Linked DNA regions of Homo sapiens: all the other regions are linked to region 1. A link is an interaction called in ENCODE POLR2A ChIA-PET data of the cell type or tissue named here. Cell type or tissue: OCI-LY7. All regions are shown on one strand. Each heading gives the region's core, and the rest is flanking DNA. Links, peaks and the distances in the headings are about the cores only. Region 1 overlaps PALM2AKAP2 (PALM2 and AKAP2 fusion). Region 2 overlaps PALM2AKAP2 (PALM2 and AKAP2 fusion). Region 3 overlaps PALM2AKAP2 (PALM2 and AKAP2 fusion).

Region 1 (10,654 bases), core at 1,016-9,015:
CAGAGGACATGCCTAAGCCAGGGCCTCCTTCAATGACCTCCTTTCTTCACACAGCATTGGGATAAGGTTGCAAACATCTGAAGCGACCCACAAGTCACCAGAAAGAAATGAGCTCAGACTTGCATTTTCAATTTCGTTTCCTCTCAGTACAAGGGAACATCCTGCTTGTCAGCCCCAGAGTGCACGGACTTGTGCGGTTCCAGCTGTGACCCGCACACCAAGAGCTGGTCCCTTCTTCTTTCATCTCCTCCTTTGAAGGCCCCAGGGGTGGGAGAATGTGATGATATGAATCTTCAGATTATAAACTTAGCTCAGAAATGAGAAATACCACTGCTTGGCAAACAAGTCTGAGAAACTGTCAAATATTATTGCTTAAAGGTAAGTCAAGTTGTTGGATGAGTTGCTGATATTGGGTTTATACCTATGAACACAACTGGAAGATGATGAAAACTCTAGAAGGAAAGAAAGAACTCTGCTCTTACAGGGCAAGCAGAGTTTAAGGCCAAAAAGGAAAAAAGTTAATTAAAACAGTAAGAATGAAAATTATGGTGAATAGTAATTCTCCACCAAGATCCTCTCTTCAAATACATTTCTACTAGCATGGTGGGCTTGGCTGTGTGAAGATTACCTCCCCCCAGAAGGAAAACATTTTTATGGTAATACATGTAATTTTATTCACTCAGTACATTTAATGATGGACTTTTTACTCTTTAGTTTTTCGAATCATAGTGGACTACTGAAAACTCATTATTCCTGACCTCAAGTTTCTAAGAGAAATGTTAATTCTAAGGAAGTAACTGAAAAAAATCCCAGCTAGGAATAGAAAGCAATTTTATCATGTGTGTTCGGTTATTTATTTCAGGCTCACAACTGCTGCAAAAGAGCAACTCACAAATAATTCTACTAAGGCTTTCTGGCCTTTTCTTTCTTTTTAGAGACAGGGTCTTGCTTTGTCACTCAGACTGGAGTTCAGCGGCATGACCATAGCTCACAGCAGCGTTGAACTCAAGCTCAAGCAATCCTCCCACCTCGCCTCCTGAGTAGCTAGGACTAAAGGTACACACCACTAAATTCAGCTATTTTTTCCCCCCGTAGAAACAGGGTCTCACTATATTGCCCAGGTTGGTCTTGAACTTCTGGTCTCAAGCGATCAGCCTCTAAGCTTTTTCTTAAAACAAAAGAGCAACTGTAATGTTGTAATGTTGTAATGACAACAACAATAATAACTCTTACTGGGAGCTTTTTATGTACCAGGCCCTGTCTCAACATTTTTATGAGGTTGGTATAACTTTATTCCTATTTTACTGAGGTTTACAGAGGTGAAGTAAGTTGGTCACAAAGCTAGCAAGTGGTAGTCAGGAATGAAGCTTGAGATATGAATCCAGAGAAGTGACTGTCATATTTTAGCATATATTCTCCCTGACCATCACACATAATTTTTTTTTTTTTTTTTTTGAGACAGAGTCTTGCTTTGTTGCCCAGGTTGGAGTGCAGTAGGGATTGTAGCTCACTACAACCTCCGCCTCCCAGGTTCAGGCGATTCTCCTGCCTCAGCCTCCCGAGTAGCTGGGATTACAGGCATGTGACACCACGCCTGGCTCATTTTTATATTTTTGGTAGACATGGGGTTTCACTGTGTTGACCAGGCTGGTCTCGAACTCCTGACCTCAAGTGATCTGCTGACCTCAGCCTCCCAAAGTGCTGGGATTACAGGCATGAGCCACCTCGCACATAGATTTATACTTGAGTAATGGGAAATAAAAGAGAGACTGGTAATACTTGTGAGTTAGATACACACACATTTTGGGAACCCTTTTAAGTTTACCTTCAAGGCCATGAGAAAGAAAATCTCGTTACAAGAACTACACATATATTCTTTGGTGCTCTAATTGTCTGCCCCATACACTCTCTCCCTGCCCCACCTCACCTCCTAGCCTTCCACCCCATAAGTATGTAGCACACAAAGATCAAATAGATCTGAAATGCCAGTCTCCTTAGGGAAGTACACAGCAAGTAACTATGGCTGGTAAAAGACACAGTCATATTCTGCCCTGAACCCCAGCAGTCACAGAGGACATCCTGCTCCCAAGCCTGGTTTTGATTAGTTCCTATTTCTTACCAAGGAACTTGCAAGAATTAGGTTCTTTGATTCACCTCCTCTCTGTCACCTGAAAACTATGCATCTGTTTTTGTGCATGGCTGAGTCTGATTCCTCATAAGATGCTCCCCTAACTAACTTGCAGCATGGAGAGGCCATGCAGAAGTAGGCAATGAGGACATCACATGGTGGCCCAGCACCAGCAGGAGCCAACCCAGACACACGGATCTATCTGAAGACCCAGCACAATCAGCAGGAACAGCAGAACCTGCTTGTACCAGGGAATTCAGCTGGTGGGGAACGTTCTGCTTTTTCCAAAGTTCTGCTGCCCAGAAGCTGTAACTGCAGGCTTGTCACAGAATAAAGACTTCTGGGCCCATAGGATCTCAAGAGTGAGGCTGGGCTGCACGCGGTGGCTCACGCCTGTAATCCCAAATCCCAGCACTTTGGGAGGCCGAGGCAGGTGGATAACAAGGTCAGGAGATTGAGACCATCCTGGCTAACACGGTGAAACCCCATCTCTACTAAAAATACAAAAAATTAGCTGGACGCGGTGGTGGGCACCTGTAGTCCCAGCTACTCGGGAGGCTGAGGCAGGAGAATGGCGTGAACCTGGGAGGCAGAGCTTGCAGTGAGCCGAGATAGCGCCACTGCACTCCAGACTGGGCGACAGAACGAGACTCCATCTCAAAAAAAAAAAAAAAAAAAAAAAAAGAAGAGTGAGGCTGACAGGCAGGTTTAACCATGGCAGTTGTCTTTTCCAAGCCTTTAAGGGTAATATCTAAAGAGAATGTGGAATTCTATACTTTGAAAAGTCCTGATTTCATTGCACACCTTCACCCCTTGCCAAACATAGCTTCAACATAGTCTTTTCTTACCAATTCCTTTCCAAATGGCATGCATTTTTCAAGAAAACATACTTGCTGGATTTAGATAAAGAGAACACAGGGAAGTCTGGGCCAAGGCAGAAAGATCAATTTTTAAAAGGCAAGGAGAACAGTACGTAGTCATGGTGCTCAATGATCACCAGTCAACTAACTTAGTTGACTTTGACCCTAGTACACCAAAAATGTTCATGTTTAGTTAACAGAATAATGAACACTTATCCCTGCTCATCCTCAAATTTAAAAATTTCTTCCTTGCTTGAGTACCCAGTTCTTTCGAAGTTTTCAAGGAATGAACCTGTTTCTGGAGTAAATGGCAGAGCTTCTTCCTGGGAAATAACTTTCAAAAAGAACTCACAAGAGCAGCTAGGCTAGATGGCTGATGTGGACTAAGTTAGTCCCTTGGCTATCCGCTCAGATCTTTGGACAGCCCGAGTGCTTTTGCCTACTGTAATTTGGGGCATTGGAATTGAGTTCTGAAAGCAGAAAGGAATCATCCTGGGTCACTAGGGAAGCACTGTTTCATGGCCCCTGAGAGTCAAATTTATACACCCAGGCCACCGCAAAAGAAGGATTGCAGAGCCACAGTGGCTCCTAAAAGGAGGATCAAGAAGGACCCAGGAAAATGCAGGGGTTGGGCATAAGATTGGGAAAGGGTAGAGGGAACCTGAGCTACAGGTTGGAGAGAGAAGCTATTACTGTATACCTCATAGAGCAGGCTCAACAAATGGGAAGGAGAAGGTAGGGGAAAGAAGATGGATTTTGGAGACAAATGAGAGCCTGAGTTTGAAACCAGGCTCTCCCATTTTCAAGCTGAGTGACCTTGGGCAACTTAATCTCTCTGGGCTCTAGTAGTAATTCTTTGAAAAAGAATATTATTACAGGTCCACAACTCTTCATATATAATTCCCAAATCCAAAAAACTCTGAAAAGAAAGATTTTTCATAACTTATTTGGCAGCAAAACCTGACATGAGCTGACATGAAGGTCTCCTAGTCTTTACCCACTTAATGTAACTAATTCTTCTTCTCAAGTTTTAGAGTAGAAATTTAATTTGATCACAGGGTGTTGACCCAGAACCTGCCAGTTGTGTTAAATAATAGTATGTTCATTGTATTACTTTTCTAAATAATAGTATATACTTTATAAATTCTCTAAAATCAGAAAAAGTCTGAATCTAGAAATATATCCGGCCTCAAGAGTTGAGGTAATTTGTATCTTAGAGGGCTGTTGGGAGGATTCAGTGAGAAAATAAGAAATGACAAGTGTGAAATAACTAGTATTATATGCAGCTTTAAGGCCTTGATAAATTGTAACTACCATGATTAGACTTTTGTAACCAGAGAATGTTCTAGAAATATGGTGGTGGACAATAACCATCTGTGGACACTCCACAATAAGCTTTAGCTAGCTTCACACAGCCAGAAGGGCTCCTACAAGCTGCACAGTTGGTGCCTGCCTTGCAGGAAAGAGAGGCACTGTGTACTACTGATGGAGAGCTCTCTCATCATCAATCCTTCTGTCAGATGCTGACACAGGGACTTCCCCCATGGAGCAATGAGGGCACCTCAAATGAAACTGTGCCTCATGTGGCTCTAATTTAGCATGGCACACTCCACCAAGCTCTGCTTCATGAAGAATGTGTGGACAGTCGCAAACATATTTTTCCTAAGACTTTCCTTTGTGATATTTGCAGATAATGAAGGGGAAAGAACAGAGACCCAGTTAAGAATCTTTATAATAATGTAATGATCACCTCATGTCTAATCTTATCTAAACAGACAGCAGCAGAAGTCAACACTTCCTGTACAGCTTACAAAAGTAACATTTATAACTATCACATCTTTCCACAAATTAGAAGACATGAACAGATACCCCAAGTTATGGAACTTAATAGCAAACTACACCTTCTCTTTTGCCACTCTCCATAATGTAGGTCTCACGGGGTGAATGATCTGACTTGGTAAATAAATTCAACATCTGGCATGAAAACAGAAACTCTCAAAAAACCAAACAAATCATCACCTAACTGGGTTTCTCTGGCATACTTAGAACTTGGAAGTGAAACCAGGATATCTAATAATAGACACAGATACTAAAGTGAGAACTGTTGGCAACCCCAATATGAAAAGACATTTGAAAAGGTCTTGAACTGCAACTTCAATACAATGTTTGGATATCCCACCCCCTAATTCTTTCCTCAAGGGTGTTTTACAGCACTGTGTGAGTTACCCCTTCAAATCAGGCTCATGTACCTGCAAAGGTGCTTCCTTTATTCTCTCTCTCTCCTTTTTTTTTTTTTTTTTTTTTGGCACTTTGCTGCCCAGCCTGGAGTACAATGGTTCGATCACAGCTCACTGCAGCCTTGAACACCTGGGCTCAAGCAAACTTCTTGCCTCAGCTTCCCAAGTAGCTGGGACAACAGGCATGTGTCACCACACTCAGGTAATTTTTCTTTTTTTTTTTTTTTTTAAGAGATGGGGACTTGCTATGTTGCCCAGGCTTGTCTCAAACTTAAGCAATCCTCTTGCCTCCACCTCCAAAAGTGCTGGGATTACAGGCATGCACCACCACCCCTGGCCTTCTTCCTTTTAGTCTCTAATTCTAAGTGCCATCAGCAGAGGGCACACATGCACACACTATTGGGAGCATGGCCCCTCACATAACATACAGGGTGTTCACCAAGATGGCGCCTGCCTTCGGAAGTGCTCATAAGCAGGAAGAGCTCAATCCAAGCCTATGAAATGGATGCATTACAATAGGAAGACATTTAGTCCATCAACTCACAGTGAAGGCAGGACAGCTTGGGGTTGTGTTCAGATAATTACTCCTTTAAAAACTCTCACTGGCTTCTCACTGACCATAGGGTAAACTCTAAAGTCTACAACCCTTAACATGATTGATAGAGCTCTTGGTTGTCTGGCTCCAAATCTATTTCTGTTTTGTTTTAAATCTCTTCCATTAACTTACTCTTAAATATCTCAAATGTGCCAAGTTCTCTATTCCTTTTGAGCCTCTCTTAGGTGCCCTTCCTTCTCCCCTACACCCTGAGCCCAACTTTACCCCTTCAGTTCTCAGCTTAGACAGTAATTTCCTAAGGAAGGAAGACTTTCTTTATCCTCCAAATGATATGGTCTTCCTTGTTTGTGCTCCTACAGGTCTCTGTGCTTCTCTGTCATAAAATTGCCTCATTTGTTTAATGTTGTTTCTCTTACTGAACCATTAAGTTCCCTGAGAGCAGGGACTATACATTTTTATTCACCTCTGTATAAACAAATGTCACTCAAATTCTATTTAAGTGGAGCTTCTTCCTTTAAAAGTCAAATAAGGGCCAGGTGCAGTGGCTCATGCCTGTAATCCTAGCACTTTGGGAGGCCAAGGCGGGCGGATCACCTGAGGCGGATCAGGAGTTGGAGACCAGCCTGGCCAACATGATGAAACTCTGTCTCTACTAAAAATACAAAAAACAAACAAACAAAAAATTTAGCTGGGCATGGTGATGGACACCTGTAATCCCAGCTATTCAGGAGGCTGAGGCAGGAGAATCACTTGAACCTGGGAGGTGGAGGTTGCAGTGAGCCGAGTTTGCCCCATTGCACTCCAGCCTGGGAGACAGAGCAAGACTCTGCCTCAAAAAAAAAAAAAAAAAAAAAGTAAAATAAGAACCAACAAGATAATTTCTAGATACCCGGTCATTAACAATGACTATATCCTTTTCAAAACAGAACTTCTATCATTCATTGTCCATCTTTTAAAAGCAAAAGCACTAAAAGCAAAAACAAATAGCATTTCCACACCAGGGGGATGGGGTTTCTGTCTAGATAACTTTTGTATGGAAAGAATTAGAAGATTTCTCCTTCCTTACCACATCTTGGCTCTCAGTGGATTTTATTTGCTTTAAGGTTTTAGGATTCCAGCATGCCACCAGCATGATTTCTACCAGAGAAGTTAAAAATTATATTTTTCATCACCTAGTATCCAATCATCAATCTGAGTCACACAACAAACTAGTGGAGTCACTTCTTCTGGCATGAAATATGAAATGTGCCGCAGGAACTTGGTAACACCTCCATTCACAAAACCACTGAAGCCAGGAGTTCTGACCCTAGCCATGAATTGTCTAGTTTGGCTGCTCAGAGTCACGTGTCAGCCTTCTCCCCGATCATGAACTTGGAGGTTGGCCAGCCAAGCAATACTCCAAAGATTTCCAGGCATGAACAGGAAGAAAATTGTATTTTACATTCCGTTTCTTTCAACTCATGTTGTAATTCTGGGAAGCCCGGGTGCCTGCTTTAAATGTTCTAGAGATAAACATGAAGGAATGACATGTATGCATATCATTATCATGATTGTACTCAATACGACATCAAGATTGGAACAGACTTGCACGGATGAATTACCATCCCCTTGTAGGGACCAGAAATCAATCCTATGGGGGTGGGATATGGGAGAAGAGATCAGCATTAGCATAGAGGGAAGTACTGGGGAGATTGATACTGGGTTGCTGGGATGCCAGTGGCAAGCCTTAGGATGCTGACTTGTTTAAGGCAACCTCGGTCCTGGTGGGGAAGCCTGATGGACAACAGCCGGTGGGGGAATCAGGAGAAAGCATTGAAATGTCTTTATATTAGACAGTTGTTTATGTGCTAGAAATAAAGTTGGAGGTAATATGGTGAGGGGTTCGATTAAGAGATAGAGACAGAGAAGCCTGAAAATACTCATGCTACGGTCTGAATGTTTGTGCCCGCCCCCCCATTATTCATTTGTTGAAACTTTATCACCAATTTGATGGCATATATTAAGAAAGTCACTGCACTCTTCCTCTTCTTCCTCCCTTTCCTTTCCTTCCCAAACAACTCAGTCCAAAAGTCACTAGGCCAGGCTGAATAAGATGGTACCTGCTGTAGTGTTGGAGCCCAGGGAGGGTAAGGAGGGTGTTGGTGAAGGGTCGTGGCAGTGGCCACCTGGAAAATGATGTCGGAGCCCAAGTTTGGTGAGGAAAACAGGAGACTGGTTATACTGGAGTGTGGGGGAAGGAGGGCTAGTTAAATAATAAACATATTACAGATAATAAAAACTAAGTATCTTTTGTCAAGAAGGTGGTCACAAATATGGAAAGGGAGAAAGTATGAATGAACTTTTTATTAAATAAGAATTAAAAAGCATCAGGGCAAACTCATGGTTTTCAAGAGAGATGTGTGTAATTTCTAATTCTGTCCACTGAGAGTGCCTGGGGCTAGTGACAATGCAATAACAATGAGCACAGCTAGCACTCAGATCTTTGTTTCTAAATACCATTCTCCATCATCAGAAACTAGTGCTCTTCAGAGAGACGACCGATTTCAGGGTTGGGAAAGTATAAGATGAAACTGGAATATCTTGCGATGCCAGAAATTGAGGAAGCATTCAAAGGAAAACGGGGACATCTCCAAAGGACATACAAGTTAGCCAGAAAGGGCTCCCGTGAGCTGTAACTGAACAAGTTGCGGATAAAAATAATAAAAGAAATGGATTATAATCCATTGAATATCACAGGAATCCATTGAATATCACAGGAATCCATGAGATCATACCGACATAAATAAATGAAGTTTGATAAGAAATGGGGTGAAAATTGCAGAATACCACAGTATTGCCCTACAAAATGTATATTAATTACAAAAGAAAAAAGTAACTACTGTGCAGAAGGCTGGCAGACACTCCCTCAATGGAGTGATCATAATCAATATTAAGTGATCAGAGTTGACACCTGTCACCATAATGGGACAAACTAATACCACGTGCTACCTGTTTGGATACAGTGAGAACACAGCATCAATTTGGTGGTATTCCTACCAAAGATGCACAACCTGAAAATCATCATATGAAAACATCAGAGACCCACATTAGGGAGCAGTCTACAAAATTGGGGGTGATGGGGCATCATGTTGGCAATTTACTCTCAAATGATTCAAAACAGAAAGACATTTGTACTGTACTTGGGAACTTTTCTTTAGGTTGGAGATTCTTTCCAATTTTAAAAAGTTAATGAGAAGAGTGACCTTGAGTCATTGTAGGTTTGATGGAAGCCAAGTGTCAAGATAAGATTAAGATATGGATGGACCAAGATAAGTGTCAACAATTATCCTTTAGGGTAACGATTCTTAAATTTTCTCTGGTGAAGCATCAGTTTTTCCCCACCAGTCCATTATGAAGCAATAGTTTTGTAAAATACAAAAATCCCACGCTTGGATTTCAGGACAATATCACATTGCAATAGGAGTTTTCAAATGCTTACTCTCGATGTCTGAACTTAGAATGAACCAGTAGCAAATGATTCCTGGACTAGCTTGGACCACGCTTTGAGCAGCGTTTTCCATAGCTGAAGATCTGTGGATCCCTGATTGCTATCACATTCACATGGAAAATAAAAACAACTGGTCACACTGTTATCCATATGGTAGCAATAATAATTAGCACTCTAATTAACATCAACCATCTATACAAAGTATTCAAAAAAGGGACCACCCAGGCAATATGAAGGGATTAAAGACCTGCCTTTGTGAAGAGTAATTCAACTTTTCCAAATGGGTCACATGACAAGAACAGATGCGTCCACTCCTGATTCCAAAGTAGTTGCTTTGTGGTGACTTAAGAAGAAAAACCCAGTTACACGGAAGATGAACAAAAGCATTTTGCATGGACCAGTCTGCAATGCCATGCCATGACTATCATTGCTGGGAAGGAAACCAGCATTCAGAAGGGGTTAGTTAGTAGAGGACAACTCCCAAATCAGATGGGTTTAACTAGATACTGAGGGTCAAGCTACTGATTCCAACATAGTCCACACATGGGTCCACTCTGGTTCTATGCCACAAACAGCCTCTCCTTCAGACAAGAGGCAGGCTTTCAAGTAAAAGAGAACAATTCTTTATAATAAACCAAGGCCAAAGCAGAACAACAAAGAAGGAGCTATTGCATCCTCTGGAAAGTGGCAAACTCCATGCAAGCTCAGGGTTCTTCTAGAGGACACTCTTGACACTTTTGTTGCATGTCCCTGTATGCTGGAATTCTCATGCCAGTGTCCCCCCAACACTTATTCCAGACACACACAGAGGAGGCTCCACATAGAAACCCATGAGCTGGAATCAACAACAACAGACTGCTGTGGCATCTGTCTCTCATGTGAGGCACCTCACTTACCTGGAGCAGTTTTGTAGCATGTTCTGGAGGGCAGTGATGGGGCATTCTTTGTCCTGGGGCTCTGCGTACTCTGCAAGACTTGTCTCTGCCTCTTCAGCTCCTCTTCCCTTTCCTGAGCTGCTCGGATCTCTTCCTCAATCATGGACAAAGTCCGCTGTTTCCTGGACCTCAGCTTGAAAGGCCCAACCATCACGTCAGATTCTTGAGTGGCCAGGAGGGAGGCTGTGCTTCTCAGCTCAGCTGCCTCCGAGTACTTGCTGAAATAGCTTCCTTCGGGCCTGGTCTCCTCCATGTTAATCGGGCCACTGGGCTGCACAGCTGGCAGTGGCTGGGGGGGCCCCCTTTCCCTGAGCGCCCTGTCTTCAGCAGGCAGAATCTTTGGTAATACATCCCTTTTCTCTTGAACAGGAGAAGACACCTGAGGTGGCTCAAACATGCTCTGAGGCTTTTCTGAGCCGAAAGCCGCAGCTTCAGCTTCCTCTACAGTCGC
Region 2 (10,654 bases), core at 880-8,879, 180 kb after region 1:
ACCCCTTTTCTCTGTAAAAAAAAAAAAAAAAAAAAAAAAAAAAAAAGGGACTAAGAGTGGGATAAACATGGAAGCCTGAAGTTCAGCATTGGATAAGGAGATGGATTCATTCACTGATATTTACTGAGCACTGCTATGTGCCAGGCATGGTTCTAGGCATTTGGGAAACATCAGGAAATAAAGATCCCTAACCTCCTGAAGCTTTCTTTCTAAGGAAACTTTTATTTTATTTTATTTGAGACAGGGTCTTGCTCTGTTGCCCAGGCTGCAGTGTAGTGGTGTGATCGGCCTCCTGGGCTTGAGCAATCCTCCCACCTCATCCACCTGAGTAGCTGGGACTACAGGTGTATGCCACCATGCCCAGATAATTTTTTAAATTTTTTTTGTAGACACAGGGTCTCCCTATGTTGCCCAGGCTGGTCTCAAAACTCCTAGGCTCAAGTAATTCTTCTGCCTTGGCCTCCCAAAGTGCTGGGATTACAGGCATGAGCCCCGGCACCTGGCCAGGAAATTTTTAATATTCACAGGCACTTACTATTTTCCAAGAGCAACTCTATGTGATTATGCACTTATTAACTTCAGTCTTTACAAAAACCCTATGAGATAGTACTACTATCCTAATTGGACAGATGAGTAAACTGAGGCTGTGAGCTATTAACTCATCCTGGGTCAAGGCAGTAAGTGGCAGTGCTGAATGTATCACCAGGCAGCCTGCCCCAGAGGCAGGCTCCATAGTCCTACACTGTAATTCTTTTTGCATTGTAAGTAGTTGTAAGAGGAGGCTGGATTTTAGTTTCTTGGCTCACTAGGTAAAGGCTGTCCTTGTTTCCAGCTTCTACCCTAACCCCTTGAAGATTCTACAGTTCACTAAGCTCCACATTTCTAGAGGTGAAGAAGGACTCACTGCTCCCTCCTGAGTGCTCTAAGGCAGCGCTCCTCAAAGTGAGTGGCCCACCAATCCGTGTCCCTCCACAGTTGGTTACTGATCGGTGACCAAGTGAGTGCAGAAATGGAAAGAATATGTTTAGAACCCTTAATAACAATTTATTGAATCTAATAATAAAAAATCAGTACCTGTATTCTGTGTGTCTTTCAAAAATTTTACTTTTCTCATCATTCACTTTCATTGTACTTTACAAAAGTACTGTTCTGAGATGAACTGGAAGCTTAAAAGAAAAAAAACAAAACCTAATCCTTTACCATAGATAGAGAGGGACATTGTTCTCAGGGAGTTCAAGTTCCCAGGGCTGGATAGACTGCATCCCTGAGAACAGAGGGACCCTAAAGGCAAGGTCTAGGAAACATCTGTGTGGGCACTTCCTGTGTTGCACTCTCCAGTCCATTTCTAGAAGATGAGTGGGTTTTGTGCTCCCTTGCCTGGGCAGAGGCTACTTTTGGTCAATGGGCCTTCAGGTCTTTTGCAAAAGCCAAAAGTTCACTAAAGAGATGAAGCTAGGCATCCTGGTGGGGTTCGGGGAGGGGTGCACTTTCTCCCAGAAGCAGTAGAGGGGAGGGGCTGTAGGCTGCACTTGGGGTGGGGTGGGGTGAGGATGTGGGAGTGCTACACTGTGGTGTAAGCAGGGAAGCTGGATGCTGATTCCAGGCTCCCAGCCTCTGCCAAGGCTCCTGTCTCCAAGCTTGGCTCAGAAGCCACACAGACTTCAGCCCTGAAGGGGCTCTGAAAACCAGGACAATGCACACCCAAGGATAAATCCAGTGAGAACCAGTGATGATGGGCCTTCCCCAAGATGAGCATGTCACCTTTGCATGACCTTGGGTGGGAGAGAGCCCCGTGAACGACTGAGTTTGAACTGCCTGCCAGACCAGCAGCCTTGGGGTACAGAGTCTGATATCACTTGATTTAAAGAAAACAAAGTGGCACTTCTTGCATAAGTGTGTGGACCAAGACTGATACTGCTACCCTTTGTGGGTGATATTCAGGAGACAGAGTGAATGAGAAAGATGCTGGAAGGTTAGGACAGAGCGGGAGACTGTTTCAGGCGAGAGGAGACTCACAGTGGCTGAGTGAGGAAGCACAAGGTGTGGGGAGAGCCACAGGCTGTCTGTCCTATTTGGCCCAGACCAGCAGCTGTGGAGCTGCTGAGCTTTTGCAAACCCTGTTCCTTCTTTCTGGAATACTCTTGGCATGGCTGCCTTCCTCATCTTTCAGATGTCAGCTGAAATGTCCTGTCTTCAGAGGGTCCTTTCTGGGAGTCGTGTGTGTGTGTGTGTGTGTGTGTGCACGCACATTTGTAGAGGTGCAGGAAAAGACTGTCAGATCAGAGGGTCTTGCATTTTACATTCCTGCAGCTGTTCTGTTCAGTTGCTTTCTAGTCAGTTTTTTTCTTAGTCTCTAAATTACCACAGTCTCTCTGTCTGTGTCACACTCCACAGTTTTATAGCCCGGAGAGGAACTGGGTCTGGGGTCACTCCCTGGAATCTGAGGATCATGTTCTGTCACTGGAAGAAATCCTGAGATTCTTCTAATGAAGACAGAGGGCTGACATAGCCAGCCTTTCCAGGGGTCTTAGTGGCAGACTTACTGGGAGTTTTGAAGTGAAATGTAGCTGCCCTGAAAATCGCGCTGAAAATCGCGGCTGGACTCCTTAGGGCTTCCCCCCACAATTCCTGTGCATTGATTTCACATGGAGTCCCCAGAAATTTGGGGGACTGGGAGCTGGGTACAAGTGGTAGATGCTGAAGGCTAACACAAAATCAGGGCCTCTTTCAGAAACCCAGGTTTCCCACCTCCCTTTGTAGGGTGCAATGAAACCCAACAGAGTGGCCAGAGACAGGGACTTTTGTCTTGGGAGAGTACTGTTTCCTGTTGATGATATAGCTAGACGTCTTCGGAGAAAACCTTTCACTGAGAGATCTAGTCGCTTCTGCTCTCAGTTTGGGCTATAAACAGGAAATAGAGAGAGCTGCTTAGAAATGAGATATCATTATAATCAAAATAGCTCTTGTTGATTTTTGCTTTCTCCTGGAATTCCAGTTTCCATTTAGTGGAAGAAGGAGGTTTCCCAGCAGATCCAGGCCTTCCACAGCCTATGGGGTACGCGAGGGCCTCAAGTTGCAAAGCAGGCAGGCCAGACCCCCAGGGCCATGGTGGCCTCTGAGCAAATGCAGGAGTCCCTCTCCCTGGGAGAAGTGCCAGAGAGGACTGTTCTGGGAGAGATTTCCAGAATTCCAGTATCCTTTCTTCTTCAGACCACACAGCCTCAGTCCTAAATCCTTTACCATTCATTCATTCATTCATTTATTCATTCCCTCATCAAACAAACATTGTTTGGGTCACTTTTGTGTGCCAAGCACTGTGGTAGACACCAGAACTATTGCAGAGAAAAAGACCAAGTCCTTGCTTTCAAGAAGCTTATGATCTGGTGTGAGAGATAGATACTCAGATACTCACACACCATCCTGCCTGTTGGAGAATAACTTCAAGTGGTCTTCATGGTACCCCAAACCCACAAATTTAAACACAACAAAGTCAACTTTCCCTGGTTGACTCATCCACCACTTTCTGTTCCTCCCAGAGCTTCCTTAAGCAGGCCATTGTGGTGGTTTTGAGACATGTCTAAAAATTCTTTGACACTTCTCCCTTCAAGACATGGAGTCTCAGCCAAGTGCGGTGGCTCACGCCTGTAACCCCAACACTTTGGGAGGCCAAGGCGGGCAGATCACCTGAATTCAGGAGTTTGAGACCAGCGTGGCCAATATGGTGAAATCCCATCTCCACTAAAAATACAAAAATTAGCTGGGTGTGGTGGCGCCTGCCTGTAGTCACAGCTACTCGGGAGTCTGAGGCACAAGAATCACTTGAACCCAGCAAGTGGAGGTTGCAGTGAGCCAAGATCGTGCCACTGCACTCTAGCCTGGGCAACAGAATGAAACTCTGTCTCAAAAAAAAAAAAAAAAGACACGGAGTCTCACTGCGCTACCCTTGCATATGGGCTGGCCTTAGTGCCTTGCTTCTAATACATAGAAGGTGGCAGAAGCGATGCTGTGAGACTTGGAGGCTGGGCAAGAAAAGGTAATACATCTTCTGCCTGGTTCTCTGTCTTGAGATACAGCTGCTGAGCTGTGAAGAGCCCCTTGCCACATGGAGATGCCCTGGGGAGATGTTCTCGCTGACAGCCCCAGCTGAGGTCCCAACAGCCAGCCAGCATCTACCACCGGACACGAGGGGGAGGAAGCCTTCAGGATGACTCTTGACTCTTGCCCCAGCTACATCTAACCACCAGCTTGTGACAGATCCCAAGAACTACATAGCTGAACTGCAAGAGATAATAATAACAACAACAGCATAGAACATAAATCATTTTCGTTTTAGCTTCTAGGTTTGGATGATTTGTTATGTGGCAAAAGACAACCAGAACAATCCTAGAAACACCGTGATGGAACTCCGTTCCTTAACAACTTTGCTACTCAAGGAGTGGCCGGCAGACCCGCGGCACCAGACCACCTGGGAGCTTGCTACAAACACAGACCATTGAGTACCGCCTGAGACCTACTGAACCAGAACCTGCATTTTCACAAGACTGCCAAACATTTCACATGCATGTTAAGCTTTAAGAAGCACTGCTTAGCAAGACTGTTTTGAAAGTACATTATTTTAAGGTCATGCTTTAAAATATTCAAACACCAAAAAATAACGTAACAGACACCAACGTACCAACCATCCAGATTTAAAAGATAAAAAATAGCAAGCATATATTCTGTGCTGAATACTATTGTAAGATCTTTACAAATATTGACTCCTTTAACCTTCATGACAGCCTTGTGAGAGAGGCACTACTTTGTCATTCATTGTTATGTGATAGAGGAAGAAACAGGACAGAAAGATTAAGTCATTCACTCAAGGTCACACAAGCTCATAAGCAGCAGTACTGGTATTAGAACATTAGCAGTACTAAATGCAGGGTACCTGGCTCCAGGGTTGAGCTATTCTGCTAAACATTTAACACTTTGCCACCTCTTCCTTGATATCTTAAGTCTATCAAGGCTCTTCTGAAATTAGTCTCCATCTCTCCCTTTTCTTTTGCACAGCCACCATCCTAGTTTAGTCTAGGACTTGTGCAACACTGCCCTGGCTGCCTTGAACCTCTGGTATGGCACCATTCAATCCATTTTCTACGATGCCCCAGATTGATCTTTCTGCCGACACTGATCTTTTCATCCTCCCTGCCCAGATAGTTTTAGTGCCTCTGCTCTGCCTGGCACCTAAACAGGTCAACTTGGACTCCAAGTCCCTTGAAACCCCATCCCAAATCTAGTCTCCAACAAAAAACAAAACAGATCACAACATCATCACCGGGTCCCCATCACCACACACAGGAGCTTCATGGTTTGCTTACACATTTCCTCCTGGCTGGGTTGCCTTTTCCCTTGCCTGGTCCTACAAACTCCATCTCAAATCCCACCTCCTTGGCAAATCCTTCGTTGACTACTTTTAGTTTAAAGTATGAACTCCCACTTCTGAACTCAGTAACACTTAGAAACATCTTAATATCTCTTTTTAGCTCTTTTTTTTCCCCCTGAGTATCTTCAATGGCCAGGTACTGCACGAGGCATTTATTTTTTTATTGTGGTAAAACATACATAATACCATTTACCACTTTAAGTTTACAGTTCGATAGCATTAAGTACATTCACACTGTTGTGCAACCATCACCGCCAGCCATTTCCAGAACTTTTTCATCATCCCAAACTGAAATTCTGTACCCATTAAACAATAACTCTCCTTTCTTCTCTCCCCCAGGTCCTCTGGTAACCTTTCTGTCACTACGAATTTGACTAGTCTAGATATCTCATGTAAGTGGAATAATACAATATTTGTCCTTTTCTCTCTGGCTTGTTTAACTTAGCACTATGTTTCATGGTCCATCCATGTTGTGACATATATCAAAATTTCATTCCTTTTATGGCTGAATAATATTCCATTGTAGGGATATATCACATTTTGTTTATCCATTCATCTGTGGATGGACACTTGGGGTTTTTTCCGTCTTTTGGCTATTGGAAATAATGCTGCTGTGAGCATTGGTATACAAATATCTGTTCGAGTCCTTGCTCTCAATTCTTTTGTGCATGAGGCATTTTAAACTTTATTCTCCATACAAATCTATCGTAGGGATTATTAGTCCCACTTCATAGGAAAAAGAGGTTCAGAGAAGTTAAGTGACTTTTCCAGGGCCATGTGTCTAGGGCTTATAAATACTGTTTTCCTGAGGATTCTGCTTTTACTAATAAACATTTTATTTTCTAGAAGAGATGAGTATCTAACTTAATAAGGATTCCATAATTCAAGGTTCTATGTGTTATCTCTGTCAATGTTGATGGTAATGACAATGGCAAGAAACAGATGAAAGATGACACATCCTTGTGTCCAGCAAAGGTGAGGAGGGAGACATTTTCTTCCCTTCCAGCATGAATCTAGATTCTAAGTGTCTGGATGAGCTAATTAGGTCCTGAACATATCCTTGACTTGAAAATCTGTAACTGTAACACCCAAGGGAAGCTCCATGGCCTGAGAGTTATTTGCCATTTTTTGATTTAGGGTCAAGGAATAGAAATAGCCAGACAGTTTGCTTCCAGGAGCAAAGTTATACTCAAGTCCAAAGCCTTGAGCTCAAGTTCCCAGCTGAGGTATAGTAAGAGCTCAATATGATGGTGGCTGATATTTAGGTGGTAGGCAGGCAAGCCAGCCTCCCCAGTGTGACCAGTACTGTGGGGTTTCCTGGGACAGAAGCTTGCAGAGCAAAAACCAAGAAAGTCACAGGCTAAATTGGGTTAAGTTGGCGACCTTAACCTAAAGATCATTGTGGAAGGAAAAGACATAATTAATCTTGCATCTGTCCCTTCTTCTCTCGCTCCTACTGGTTCAAATCTCTGACCTCCCAGCTGGTCTCCTGCAATAGCTCCCTCACTGGCCTTCCTGCCTCTGCCTCTGCCTGCAGTAGCCCATTTGGCACAATCTGCCCTGATCAAAAACCTTCAATCTTCTTCACCACTAAACCAATTTAGCTAGGGCCAAAACCTCTCATTCCTGTAAGCACCAGACAGGTCATGTCCATGAGAGACACAGCTCTGGTGTAAGACAATGGGAACTGGTAGGGCTGCAGCCAGGCCTATGCCGAACATTTCTGGGGCTTGGAGCAAGTGCACAAATAGATGCTGACATACAGTATATCTCAATATCTGAAATCAAATTCAAAATTATTAAATATTTTATGTTCTCTCTTACTAAGTTGGCAAATATACTTCATACTGACTGAGAAGGCCAAGTTCAAATTGTGAGTTCTTGGATTCCTGCGTGTCCCATATTGAGATTTGGTGGTGCAGAGCGAGATTCTGTGGCCTGTTACCTTCTTCCCTACTCTTTGTACCCTCTGCTCTGTCCTGCACCTCTAGAGGCCTTGCACACCCATGGTGGACACCCTAGCCTGCACCTCAAAGGTCCATCCACACATACGCTACCTTCAAGGCAAACTGCTTCCCTTTGGTACACCCTTCAGAGTGGCCCATCCTTGGGAAGACAGATGCAGAGAAGAGGCCCATGTGAGTTCTGGATGTGAGCTGGGACCGTTCAGGAGACAATTCAGAGTCTTGGGAGGTGAAGCACAGTCAGGGGACAGGGGTAGGGAGCAGGCAAGTCACCTTGGCCCAAAGACTCCTCACCCCTTAGAAAAGAGTGTGACTAGAGCAAGGCCCTATAAAGCCCAGGGCCCAGTATGGGGGCTGTGCTTGCTTGAGTCTAAGATGAGTAAAGGCCCATAGGAAAGCAGATGCTGCATCTAAAGAGGGCAGCTAAACTCAACTCTAGCTAGTTCCCACCTCCTGGAAATGTGGCTGAGTCTGGCTAGATCTTGCAGTCTTTTAAGAGAAGATGAAATGTAGGATGGGCTGGTTATAAATTCAAGTGAAAACCAAAGCAAACATCCTTGTGTGAATCAATACAGTAAAGGCCAAACACAATATGTCTATGGGCTTGACCTTGAACTTTCAGTTTATAGCTGCTTCCTCGAGGAAGTACCTGTCTCTCTACATCCTGGCATACAGCCACTTCTTTCACCTTGTCTCCTTCAGTCCCTTCAGGCTAAACAAATCAGACAACCAGCCCAAGCTTCCTATTTCAGGCCCTTTGCTCAGTCAATTCCTTCTTTCTGCAATACCCTCCCCTGGGTCTTCTCCTTGCTTACTGAAAACCATACTCATTCTTCAAGAACAAGTGCAAACCGAACTCCTCCAGGATGTCTGTCCTCATAACTCCTAAAGTTCCAGACCAGAGTATGAATCCTAGCTCTGCAATTGTACACAAGCACAAGTGCTCTGAACCTCACATATAAAATGGGATATTTCCATTAACCTTGAAGAGCTACTTCTCATGAAAGTTAAATAAGATAATCTATGTTAAAACATTTGTTGGGAGGCCGAGGTGGGTGCATCACCTGAGGTCAGGAGTTTGAGACCAGCCTGGCCAACATGGCAAAAATCTCATCTCTACTAAAAATACAAAAGTTGGCCAGGCTTGGTCGCATGCACCTGTAATCCCAACTACTCAGGAGGCTGAGGCAGGAGAATCGCTTGAACCCGGGAGGCGGAGGTTGCAGTGAGCCGAGATCGTGCCACTGCACTCCAGCCTGGGTGACAGAGTAAGACTCTGTCTTACAAAAAAAAAAAAAAAATTGGCACAGTTCAGGGCATTTAATCAGTGCTCAGTAACTGCTAGTGGAATAGGAATAGGAATGAGATTTTGAGTATCTTACTTATGCTTTAATTGGGGGCCAGTAAACTTTTTTGGTAAAGTACCAGACAATAAATATTTTAGGTTTATGGGCCATATGATTTTTTTCCCAACTACTCAATAAGGCATCCATAAACAATACTTAAATAAGTGGACATAATTCTGTTCCAATAAAACTTTATTTACAAAACAGGCAGAGGACCACATTTGCTCCAAAGGCCATAGTTGCTGATCCCTACTTCATACCATTCTTAGGGGTTGTTCCCTGGCTCTCAAAGCTGCTGATACTATTCTTACTAATAGCTATATTTTAGTTCTGCCAGTATTTACCAGGCAGTGTCCAAAACACTTTGTAAGAGATTTAACCCTCTTTGCCATTCTACACATGAAGAAACTGGGGTACAAGAGGTAGCAGTCGAACCAGAACTCTGAGCAACTGTGCAGTAATGTGTTCAGGACTTGGGCAGCACCTGCACAGTCTCGGGTATGCTTCTTGGCTGTTGTTGGATGAACATACATTTGCAAACGACTTCAAGTCATGCTCCTCTCTCCCATGCAATGTTGGTGGCAATTATAACTACTGAAAACTTAGTAGGGAATTCTCCTCCACTGATGAGTGTGGGCAGCAGCAAGTGGCACAGGCCAGAAGCCAGTGGGTCTCTATCTGCCTAGTAAGTACTGGACTTGATAGTGGTTCTGCTGTTCCTTTTCATTAGTACCCACAGGAATATGAAACTGATCAAAAATGGTGAAGAAAAAAAGGAAATGCTTTGATGTGGATGAGGCTGACTGTCACCCTACAACACTCTGATCCTTCAGAACAGTTTGCGTACAGGAGTCTTGCCGTGCCCTCAGCATTGTGTCTGTATCATGGAGAATTGCCAAGGCATCAATAAAAGGAAAGGCTGGTTGCAGATGTGGAGTAGTTGACAAAGCAGAGATGCCCATCTCCATGCCAGAGGTCACACGACCATATGGTTCATCATCCCAACTGAACATTACTGAAAATTAGGCTGGTAAAACATGTGCAAACTGGGACATATGGTCACCCCAGTCAGAGAAATCTTTCTTCTAAGTGGCCACTCAATAACAATTCATGCTTGGGCAATGCCGCCCCTGAGAAAAGAGCAACTGGTTCTGCCCTTTCATTCTGCTCCATGATCCCAGCTACAACATCATGAAATATCTACCCCATACCATGTGTTTATACCATGCTAAACTTCACTGGAGAAAATCAAGGAAGAATATGCCTGGTCCCTGGAAGTATGTCTTCATTACCGGTTCCTAGAAGTCAAGTCCATAGTCTTCAGGGTATAAACTGATTCCTGCAACTTGACAGGCTACAGCAAGTTTAATATATGTGCAATGCTATGATTATAAAGTAAGTTTCTGGTTGAATTTTAGCTATATGTTCCAAAGAACGGATAGGTTGCTTTTGCCTGAGCAGGTGTAGTATGCATGTTATGCACTGAACAACTCCAAGAGCACCATTCACATTGTACTTGATGTGAATGGAGCCTTCCAGGATTGTGCAGTATGCAACCTGAACAATCATACTTGGCAGCCCTGCTGGGGAGCTCCAGTTCCATTCCCACCAGCCAGAACTGGTGTGCTTCAGTAGCCTAATCCTTGCACAGCTGGTCACCCTCAGGATACCTGTTTGCCTAAACACTTTTCCCTCAAATAGTAAACAAGCACCCACACTGCAAGGCATAGGAAGACAATTTGTCTATGATTCTGCTGCTAAACTTGCTTGGGAACTGCTGAGGGAAGTTCAGCCTCTCCTCTGGCCTGGTAAGAGAAGACCCATGGCTACCTGCACACCATACCAATCTGTTCTCTTCTGACATACGGGAGAAAATAAAACTACAATTTCCTTTTCTGGCAAGGGCTCCTGTCCCCTCCTCT
Region 3 (10,654 bases), core at 1,419-9,418, 230 kb after region 1:
CTTCCTGGCAGCCTTTGTTTTACATTACGCTGAGGAGCCAGGCCAAGGTTTTACATTACACAGCATCTTGTGTTTCCAGCTCTGCCACTGGGCAGACATTGGTCAAGGGAAATCAACACAGCACTGCCTCCACTGGTTCACAGCCACCACTATGCAATATGTTTCGATGTTTCCCTGCCAACACCATGCATGTGCACCTTTCTTATTTGGAGGGAGATTATATTTACATAGCATAGGACATAACATCAGAAGGAAAATAGCTTCATATTCTCCTGACCGGCTCAGAGTAAGTGCTCTCTCAGGTTGGTCAAAAAGTAAAGGGCCATTCTTGCTCAAAGGAAGTATGTTGCCAAGAAATAGCTGGTGGCCAGTACCCTTGGGAGCCTGGTGTCCTCTCCCTCTGTGGTCTGGATTCTACTGCCAAAAAGAAGGGAAATGAAGAAGACAGATGCAACTGCCCCTGCCTTTTGGAACTTTCCTCAATTTTCACAGCCATCCTATGTATTTTATAAAAGGGAAATTTCAGCACTGCCAGGAGACTCTGGAAATATTCCAGAATAGCAGCTGCAGCTATGATTTGGGGAAAGTCTCAACAGCCATATTCTTTCAGTGAAATGATAATAATTACCACCAGTATTTACTGAGCACTTATTCTGTGCCAGGAACTGAGCTAAGAATTCATGTGGATTATTTTATCCAAACTTCCCAATGACCCTGTGAGTAGGGAATCCCCATTTTACCGATGAGATCAGTAGGGCTTGGCAAGGTGAAGTAACCTAGTAAAGCAGGCTTTAGTGCCACAGAGCCTTGAAGCAAGGATTCAAGCCAGGTGCTCTGACTCTAGACCCTGTTCCTAACCATTGAGCAACTCTTACCACATGGGATCTAAAGTGTTCTCCACATCCCCCACCTTGTTAAACATTACATATATTGGCAGAGTAGGATGGCACTGATATGCAGCAATGTCTTCAGGAAGAATGAAGGGATAAATGTTCTCTTGCTAAAACTCTAGATTGCTGTGCCTCTTGAATTATTTGATCTGAATTTATTCATTGGTTCATTCATTCAATCACTCATTCATTCATTTTTTCTTTTGGTCTCTTTCCCCTCTGTTGTGCTGGAAGCTTTGCTGCTGAGTCTGTGTCTGCCTATATAAGTCCCCTCCCTTGCCTTCCTCCTTTTCCATCTTTTTTTTTTTTTTTTTTTTTTTTTTTTTTTTTTTTGAGATAGAGTCTCACTCTGTCACCCAGGCTGGAGTGTAGTGGTACGATCATAGCTCACTGCAGCCTCTACCTCTTGGGCTCAAGCAATCCTCCCACCTCAGCTTCCCAAGGAGCTGGGACTAAAGGCACACACCACCATGCCCAGCTAATTTTTAATTTTTTTTTGTAGAGGTGAGGTCTTACTATGTTGCCTGCGTGGGTCTTGAACTCCTGGGCTTAAGCAATCCTCCTGCCTCAGGCTCCCAAAGTGCTGAGACTACAGGCGTGAGCCACCGTGCCTGGCCCTCTTTTTCCATCTTTTAATCTGCTCTCGGGAACTGGCCATTAGACTTAGACCTAAAATAAGGAGTTCAGAGTGGGGTTTTCTGAAAGGTAAGGAACACCAAGATCCAGGCATGAATTTATTTAGCGACATACTGTGCCCCTCAGATGGCCTTTCTGTTTCCTTCCTGGGTGTCAGAAAAGTGACCTCTGGAGGGATAATCTTTGCAGCAATTACTTTGGGTTATGAAGGCAAGCCCTATATCCAAATTAACCTCCTCCAAATGAACACAGCTCTGAAATATTTGTCATTTCACTCAGGGTAAAAGTAGAAGTCCTACAGCTTATAAGTCCCCATGGTATCTAGCCTCCCAGTACCTATCAGCTCCACTCTAACAACATGCCTATTTCACTTCATGCATTAGTCAAATAGAGCCACTCTTATTTGCCCACATGTACCCCATGTCTTTTCCTCCTCTAGGAAACTCAACTCAAACTCCCAACCATTCTTGAAGTCTCAGCTCAGATGCCACCTGTCATGAGGTGTTCACAGATTTCACTGCCAGGAAATAACATCGCTTCCCTCTGAACATTTCTTAGCACATTATTTTGTTTTATCAGAAGTCTTATCAAGTCTACCATATATTAGAGCAGTGGCTCTCAACTGAGGTGATCTTGTCCCTCAGGGGATATTCAGCAATGTCTAGAGATATTTTGGTTGTCCAAAGCTCAAGGGGGTGGGACTGGTGTTACTGGCACATAGTGGGTAGAGGCCAGGGATGCTGGTAAACATCCCACAGTGCACCGGATGGCACCCTACAGCAAAGAATTTTCTGGCCCCAAATAGTAACATACATTATTAATTTCCCCTACTAGATTATAAATTCCTCAGACAGAGGGCACAAATGCTCAATACACCTACATTGAATGAATTTAAAAAGCTGAGCTAAGTTGCGCAAAGGTGTGGCCCAGCCAAGATAAGACTTTCAGAATTTTGGAGACAAGAGTGAATTCTTCAGCAAGCTTTAACTTGAGAGGCTGTGTGTGGGCGAGACGCAAAGAGAATTTATGGAGAGGGGGCTGGCCAATCTAGAGATACGAACATAAAGATGTAAAACTTCTTTGCTGGTCCAGATGTTCAGCAAAATCTTCTACACACATCTGTGTAAATTATTTTGGGGGGAGTAAGTAAAGAGACATGAGTGTGAAATAGGAACAACACACGAGACAGTCACATTATCCAGAAACTGAATTAATTCAATGAGTAGAGGAGCTCTGGACTAGAGGTTCCCTGTGTAGACTGGATGATACTACCAACCAGGTGGGCTCTGAGCAGGTTTTATTTATTTATTTATTTATTTATTTGAGGTGTGATTACAGGCATGAGCCACCACACCTGGCCTGAGCAGATTTGATTTAAATCTCAAAGTACAGAGTACTTTAGCAGATATTTAGGGTGTGCAGTAGATTATATTATTCTTGGGCCGGTTGCGATGACTCATGCCTGTAATCTCAGCACTTTGGGAGGCCGAGGCAGGCGTATACCTGAGGTTAGGAGTTTGGGACTGGCCTGATCAACATGGTGAAAGCCCGTCTCTACTAAAAATACAAAAATTAGCTGGGCATGGTGGTGCACACCTGTAATCCCAACTACTCTAGAGGCTGAGGCAGGAGAACCGCTTGAACCCAGGAGACAGAGGCTGCAAGGCTGCAGCGAGCCCAGATTGCACCACTGCACTTCAGCCTGGGCAACAGAGTGTGACTCCATCTCAAAAAAAAAAAAAAAAGATTACATTATTCTCAAAAATATTCCCTTCCTTCCTCCCTTACTTCCATGGGAAGAGTACATGCTTCCCCAAGCCACTGATGTCAATCTTGACCATGTGATTTGCTCTAGGCTTATGGTAGATGGGTTACACTTCCCAGTCCCTTGGCACTGGCCGCAGCCATGTGACCTGCTTTAGCCAATAGGATGTGAGCAGATAAGACACAAGCAGAGGCTTGAAAAGTGCTTGCCCAGTTGAGCTTGTCCTCTTGCACCCCTTCCAATGCCAAGACAATAACTTATCTGGGCAGCTGCTGCCCCTTCAGCCTGGACCACAGAAAGAACACACATGGAATAGACCTGAGGCAAACCCATAGATAGGCACAGTGTGCCCTGGCCCTATGGGTTTCAGGGCTCTCAGCTATATAGTTCAGAAGCACCTGAAATTAGAGCCACTCAGCTAAGCCCAGCCTAGATCAGCAAATACCCAGCCTACTCACAGAAGTGTGGGCAAGAATAAATGACTTTGGGTTTAAGCCACTGAATTTGAGGGCGTGTTAGTTAGCATTATTGTGGTAATAATGAACTGGTACAGGTCAAATAGAAGTGTGTATACATTTTACATATATACACACACACACACACACACACACACACACATATGTATACACACATATATATATATACATCCTACTAATATATATCCCAATAATGTATATGCCAGTTATATAATATATATACACATATATTTATATGTGTGTTAATGTATTTATATATATCCCAATAATACCCAAAGCTAAACGATTAGAAAGAACATAAGGCACCCTCTCCTCCCTTCCCTAATCCTGAATCCTCTGAGAAATCTGGAGGGAAACAGGGCACACCTTCATGAGAATTAAGACTGAAAAAACAGAAAAATGTCAGTGATAGTTGTCTCTGAGTAATGGAATTAAAGGTGATTTCATTTTTAAAAAACAATTTTCAATATTTTCCCAGTTTAAAAAATTAGTTTGTAACTTATCTAACCAGAATGAAAACAACAAATTCCCTTTTCAAAATACCTCCTGAGGCTTTCTGCTGAGAAGGCAGCATCTCCCAGGCTGTGGCATGAAAGAGGGGCCAGGGCCTCAGCTTCCCATGTGTCTAGTGAAGGGGAAATGGGAGCACCCCAACATCTATTTAAATTCAAAATCAACATTTATGGAGCTTGTTTGGTTGGACTCCGAGCTAGGCACTACAGGGGATTCTAAAACAAACAAGATCGTGATAAAAATGGCTGACTAAAACCGAAAATGGCTGTCTCTCAGTAACTCACTTCTTCCAGTGAAGCAACCTTAAGTGGTTAAGAATTCTCTGCGACCTGATGCCCACTGGCTGGCCTGTCTCCACGGGGTGCCCTGGCCCTATGGGTTTCAAGGCTCTGCGCTATATGGTTCAGGTGCTAAAGATTTGGGTCATGATACTGTGTAACTGAGAAGGAACGAAGAGAGAGGGAGAGAAAAAAAAGGAACGAAATGAAACCTTTGTGATAACAACAACTGAGTTTCAACCCAAATGCAATGAATGAAGGAAATGGAGAGTTTATGTCAGATCCAATAGCAGATTTTTCTATAAGTTCACATGTGGCCTTGGGCCAGGCTCTGAGGGTGTGGTCAGTCCAGGCTGCTCTCTTTCTCAGGAAAACCTGAGTCCTGGGGCAAAGCAGCTTCGCAAGGAACAGAGTGTCATGGGGTTAACAACAGTCATCCCAGCCAGGCTGCAGACGCCACTGTTTTGTAGTTTCATGACTGAAATCTAATGCAGTCTTCTCTGGAAGAGCCAAGTAGATGTTGCTGTGCTAAAAATAAAGAATGGGCAGGAAGTGTAATTTACACGCAAGGTTAATTGAGGATCCGTAGGCTGTGGCAGGTGCACATAACAGCCTCTAACCTGCTTGCTCAGTTCCTTCTGAGCAAAAAGCAAACTGTAATAAGCCATAAGGAAAGGTGACACACTGCAGCTGTGTAGGTTTAATTTACTGGAGATGAGGTTGCAATCATGGCCAAATGGTCTTATAAAATGTACCTAACCCCAATAGATCATCCTCACAAGAAAACAGAAAGGAACTCTCGCTCTGGGAAGTGCATCGATCATGCTCTTATTTCAAAGTTTATTTAGACATTCATCCATCTAACTTCATGCAAACACCTTCTCTGTATCAGGCACTATGCTGAGCACTGGGGATGGAGAAATAAATCAGACACAGTGTCTGCTCATGAGACTTCTTGGTCAAGTAATGCAAACAGCCATGTGAACACATAAATTACAATACAAACCAAAAATAGCAATAATAGAGGAAAGAACAACATGCTGTAGAATAGTTGGTTCTGCCTGGGAGTGTGTGGTGGGGACGCTGAGTGGTCTTCTCAATATCTATTCTCCCCCTCTTCCAAACTAACAGAATCCTTATTTGGTTGGGGATGGCAACATGCCCACCTGAAAAAAATTATGTATCCTAGCTTCCACTGAAGATAAAGCTGGCCATGGGACAGCTCTGGCCAATGAGATGTAAGTAAAAATGATCCGAAGGGACTTCCACACAACTCCCTAAAAGGGAAAGGAGGGCTGGGTGCGGTGGCTCATGCCTGTAATCCCAGCACTTTGGGAGACTGAGGCTGGAGGATTGCTTGAGCCCAGGAGGATGAGACCAGCCTGAGCAACGTGGCAAGACAAGACCCCCACCTCTACAAATAATAAAAAGTTAGCTGGGCATGGTGACATATACCCTTAGTTCTAGCTACTCTGGAGGCTAAGGTGGGAAGATCACTTGAGCCCAGGAGTTCAAGACTGCAGTGAGTGATGATCACAACACTGTACTCCAGTCTGGGTGACAGAGTGAGACCCTGTCTCAAAAAAAAAAAAAAAAAAAAAAGGAAAGGAGCGTTGGCTTAAGTGACATTTGCCTTTCCTTCCTTCCTGCCAGGTACAGGGACCTGGTGCTAAAGAGACGCATTCGTTTCCAATTCCTGCTATAACAACTACAACAAACTTAGTGGCTTACAACAATCTACATTTATTATCTTATATTTCTGTATGTCAGAAGTCTGACACGGGGTTTGCCAGGCTAGAATCAAGGTGCTGGCAGCGTTGTGTTCCCTTCTGCAGGCTCTAGGGGAGAATCCATTTCCTTGCCCTTTTCAGCTCCCTGAGGTCACCCACGTTCCGTGCCTTGTGGGTCCCTTCCTCCATCTTCAAAACCAGCACTGTTGCATCTCTCTGACCTTCCCTGCAGCCACCCCTCCTTCTGATTTCTGCCTCCCTCTTCCACATTTAAGGATCTTGTGGTTATACAAAGTGTACCCAGATAATCCAGGATACTGATCTCCCTATTTTAAAGTCAGCTGTTTGGAAACTCTAATTCCATCTGTAATTTTAATTCCTCTTTGCCATGGAACCTACCATATTCACAGGTTCTGAGGCTTAGCCTGTGGACATCTCTGGGGGTCCATTATTCTACCTACTGCAAGGGATATGATGCTATAGGCAGAGCAGTAATCCTATGTCCACAGGGGCAATAGTATGTCTGAGTGTGCAGAAAGAGAGACATTGCCTGGGTCCCAGAGGGCACGATGGAAAGAGTACACCACTTCTGGAATGCCTGGCTCCAGATTGCTTGTTATGGGCTTAAGCCTCTGTTGTGATCATAGCTGAATGCAATTCTCAACTGATACAGGTGGTGAGAAAAACTCGACAAAGTAGATGATGAATTAACTGGGCCTTGAAGGATGCATTCACCAGGTAGAAAAGAGGAGAAAATGAGCCAGGCAGAGGAGACAGCATGGGCCAAGGCCCAGCATATCACATGTCCCTCCTGTCACTCAGGAGCATGTGGCCTTGTGTGGCCTTTTTGGGTCACAGCCTGCGCTGCCCTCCAGCTTCATAGCTCAGCACGGTGCCTTGGATAGGTTCTCGCCGTTTCCGTCCCCACTCCCAATGGCTCACTCATGCTCTCCTTCTGCTTCACTTGCCTGGCTCTCAAATACCTGGCCTTCAAGGCTCTGCTGAGAGCCTACCTTCCTGCAAGGCCCAAACAAAGAGAAGGGAAGACAGAGCATGCTGGCTGCTGGGGACCCGTGCCATTCAATCTCCAGTTCCTGCTTCCCAGATCCTCAGCTACTCCTTTGCCCTTCTTACTTACAAAAGCCAATACATTGGGAGGCCAAGGTGGGTGGATCACTTGAGGTCAGGAGTTTCAGACCAGCCTGTCCAATGTGGTGAAACTCCGTCTCTACTAAAAATACAAAAATTAGCTGGGCATGGTGGCAGGTGCCTATAATCCCAGCTACATGGGAGGCTGAGGCAGGAGAATCGCTTGAACCTGGGAGGCAGAGGTTGCAGTGAGCCGAGATCATGCCATTTCACTCTAGCCTGGGCGACAGTGCAAGATTCCATCTCAAAAAAAAAAAGCAAGCCAATATATTTTCCCTTTGCCTGGGTGTTGGTCAGTTGAATCCAAAGGAGCACAGACAAATACAACTTGGTTTTTAATTGTTTTACTGTTTGGAGAGGGTCTTGTCTGTGAACTCAGGTGGGCTTCATTTTTCCTTCCCCATCAATGATGATAATAATTATTATAATACTAACAATTCTAATATTGTTTTTGCTAGATACAGTAATATATGTAACAATAATAATCATAAGGATTAGGATTATTGAGTGCTTACTGTGTGCTTGGAACTGTTATGAGTGTTTTACGTACATTATAATACTTAATCTTCACAATATCCCATGAAGTAAAAAAATCTGCAACTCCCATGACACAGATGGATGGATACACAGAAAGAGCACTGACTTGTCCAGGGTTGCAGAGATGATGTGCAGCCAGAATTTGGACCCTGGTGGTCTGGCTGGGGAACCAGTACCCTTTGCCCCTATCCTTGACATCCTCCCATGACCACTTGCCCTTTTACCTTCATTCCCTAAAGAATGCACATTGCAACACAATATATATTTTTCAAGCTCACAGAAGCACAGGTCAGACTGGGAGTAGAAGCCATTGAACTTAATTGCTCTCCAGAAACATGAAGTCCTTGAACTGTCCTCCACCCAACGATTATTTCACACCTTCTTGAACTTCTCCACACATGGGGAGCTCACCACCTCCCATGGCAAGCCAATCCCTCTTGGGACACTTAGGCCCATCGTAATGCCCACTCACAGATTTAAGCAATGTATCCCTCCCTATATCTTTCATTATCTGAGTTCCATCCCTTGAAAGGGCAGAGATCAAGTTTAGTAAACATCATGAATTATAAAGGCTCCACTCTGGGAAATGGGAAGATCTGGGGCAAACAAAACTTATTTTCCATGGTGGAGTACAGATACAAAGAGGTCCAGCAGTAGGAGGTGGTAGAAAGAGCAGAAAAGGAAAGGAGTAGAAAAACCAAGGGGAAAGAGGACTCCTGGGACCCTTCATGCAGTGAACTCAGCACCAACTAAAAGAGGAGGCAAGAGAAGCAGTAAAGAAGTGCTCACAAAATTCTCAGGACCCTATGAACACTTCTGAAAAAGGCTTACGCAAGACCAGCATATTCCTGACGATGGGCTGAGCCTTTATGAAATAACTCACTATTGAGAGACATAGACTAGGGTTACGCCCTACCCTATAGCCAAACACATTGCTACTCAGTTGACATGGGTTTGAATCTCAGTAACTACTCTCCGAATAAAAGGAGATGCTGACCAACTGGCTTAAGGTGCTTAATTCAGACCTGTTCTCTTCTCTGGAACTGCAGTTTCATAGTTGAGCAGTCAAGTGGGGTGCCTGTCTGGCCAACCTGCCAAAACAAGAACCTCAGAAGAAGTGTTTGCTGCTCAGAGGAGAGGAAAGCTGCCCACATGTTTATGAATTCAGCACAAGTAAAAGTGGAAAGGGGACTGCTAAGTTGCTCAATTTCCATCCTCCCCTTCTCTCAAAGCAATGTCATTCCTGTGGCTGAGCTGGGCATATGGCCACACAGAGTAAAGGCCACATCTCTCAGCATCCTTTGTAGCCACATGCTCTGGCCAAAGGCATGTAAGTGAAAGTGCTATATGTCAGCTCCTAGAATCTTCTTTAGCCCTTTCTTCTCCAGTTCTTTCTTCATCCTTTGCCTGAAATGCACATGTATGCAGCTGAGGCACAAACTGCCATCTTGGTCACTGTTGACAAGGATCAGTCTTTAGGGTTAAAGTGGAACAGGTCTGGGTCCCTAAGGAATTCACAGGGCACAGCCACCAAACAGCTCTTAACTGCATGCCTGTGGATGTTTACATAACTGCAGACCTGTGGATTTTTATTGAAGGGAGAAATAAGCATCTTGGCCGGGCGCGGTGGTTCACGCCTGTAATCCCAGCATTTTGGGAGGCCGAGGTGGGTGGATCACGAGGTCAGGAGATCAAGACCATCCTGGCTAACATGGTGAAACCCCATCTCTACTAAAAATACAAAAAATTAGCTGGGCGTAGTGGCGGGCGCCTGTAGTCCCAGCAACTCGGGAGGCTGAGGCAGGAGAATGGCATGAACCCAGGAGGCGGAGCTTGCAGTGAGCCGAGATTGCGCCACTGCACTCCAGCCTGGGCAACAGAGCCAGACTCCGTCTCAAAAAAAAAAAAAAAAAAAGAAATAAGCATCTTGTTTAAGCCACTGTTATTGTGGGTCTCTGTTCCTTGCATCCACATGGAATCCTAATTAATACAAGACACTTACCACATATTGTTGAATTTGAAGGAATGCTCTTAGAATTGTGCTGAGAATTAGGGATCACAGCTAATCAGAGCTTAGAGTCTTATCCATGACTCAGCAGCAGAAGAAAAAAAAATGAGCAATTGCAAGGTTGTGAATTCATTACTGCTAATCAACGCCTGTAAATGGGGTTGGCTGGAACTGTGCTTTGCCCCCCTTCTACTCCCCAAATCTCTGCCACATCCAAAGTCTCAGCAGAGAAGTTTCTACTCCTTGCACAATTATAATCACCCATGTCTTAGCATCTCTTTGGTGCGCTATTTGTGTCCGTCTGGCTTCCTGCCAGAGCCTTTGCCAGCTGAATTATATCAGAAAGAGCCAAGACATGCCTAAGTATACATTTTAAACACCTTTCCAGCCTTGCAGTGCAGCGAGCTGATCGCTCCTATAAATAAGACTTAACAACATAGAGCTCACCCATGACCTTGAAGTTTCAGTTATGTGGTGGGAAGAGAAGACTGATCACATGTGGTTCAGAAGTGAGTGTGGGGACAGGGGCTAAGGTGGCAGGCAGCTGAAAATTTTGCCTGCCCAGGGTCCCTCTGCCCTTTTCTTTTAGGAACAACATCCAGCTCCTCCACTGGGAAAAAAGTCTCTCTAGGGTTCCTTGTAGATTTGGTGAAACTATTGGTCAGAAGGCTC

Evidence for each region. ChIA-PET counts read pairs that join two places held together with the same protein. Peaks named below come from ENCODE experiments on the same cell type or tissue, not always from the same donor. Only the 100,000 strongest peaks of a DNase experiment are listed, where the experiment ranks them.
Region 2: POLR2A ChIA-PET joins it to region 1 with 75 read pairs; 4 of 35 experiments call an interaction of 5 or more read pairs at or near these places.
Region 3: POLR2A ChIA-PET joins it to region 1 with 19 read pairs; 4 of 35 experiments call an interaction of 5 or more read pairs at or near these places.

What each region holds. Positions count from the first base shown.
Region 1 is chr9:110,138,050-110,148,703 of GRCh38, reverse strand. PALM2AKAP2 (PALM2 and AKAP2 fusion) reads right to left here. Exons shown (of 11, transcript NM_007203.5): 8 at 10,165-10,654. Among named protein-coding and RNA genes, the nearest start is that of C9orf152, 65 kb to the left of the region's middle. RefSeq lists an enhancer at 23-272. In OCI-LY7, for the core only: CTCF peaks have their summits at 4,604, 5,408, 5,612 (motif pointing right), 8,190 and 1 weaker place; DNase peaks (open chromatin) are centred at 2,143, 4,503, 5,053 and 5,613; H3K4me3 peaks cover 5,382 bases; H3K27ac peaks cover 6,926 bases.
Region 2 is chr9:109,960,676-109,971,329 of GRCh38, reverse strand. All of the region lies in intron 6 of PALM2AKAP2 (PALM2 and AKAP2 fusion), which reads right to left. Among named protein-coding and RNA genes, the nearest start is that of PALM2AKAP2, 190 kb to the right of the region's middle. RefSeq lists enhancers at 3,113-3,182, 3,573-3,692, 3,703-3,752, 4,433-4,532. In OCI-LY7, for the core only: CTCF peaks have their summits at 1,818, 2,020 and 4,181 (motif pointing right); DNase peaks (open chromatin) are centred at 2,029, 4,129, 4,479, 8,039 and 1 weaker place; H3K4me3 peaks cover 3,753 bases; H3K27ac peaks cover 5,689 bases.
Region 3 is chr9:109,912,991-109,923,644 of GRCh38, reverse strand. The region is part of intron 3 of PALM2AKAP2 (PALM2 and AKAP2 fusion); the gene reads right to left. Among named protein-coding and RNA genes, the nearest start is that of PALM2AKAP2, 140 kb to the right of the region's middle. RefSeq lists enhancers at 4,487-4,556, 4,667-4,836, 5,077-5,126. In OCI-LY7, for the core only: no CTCF peak of the experiment used is centred there; DNase peaks (open chromatin) are centred at 4,564, 5,144, 6,384, 9,034 and 2 weaker places; H3K4me3 peaks cover 4,208 bases; H3K27ac peaks cover 7,838 bases.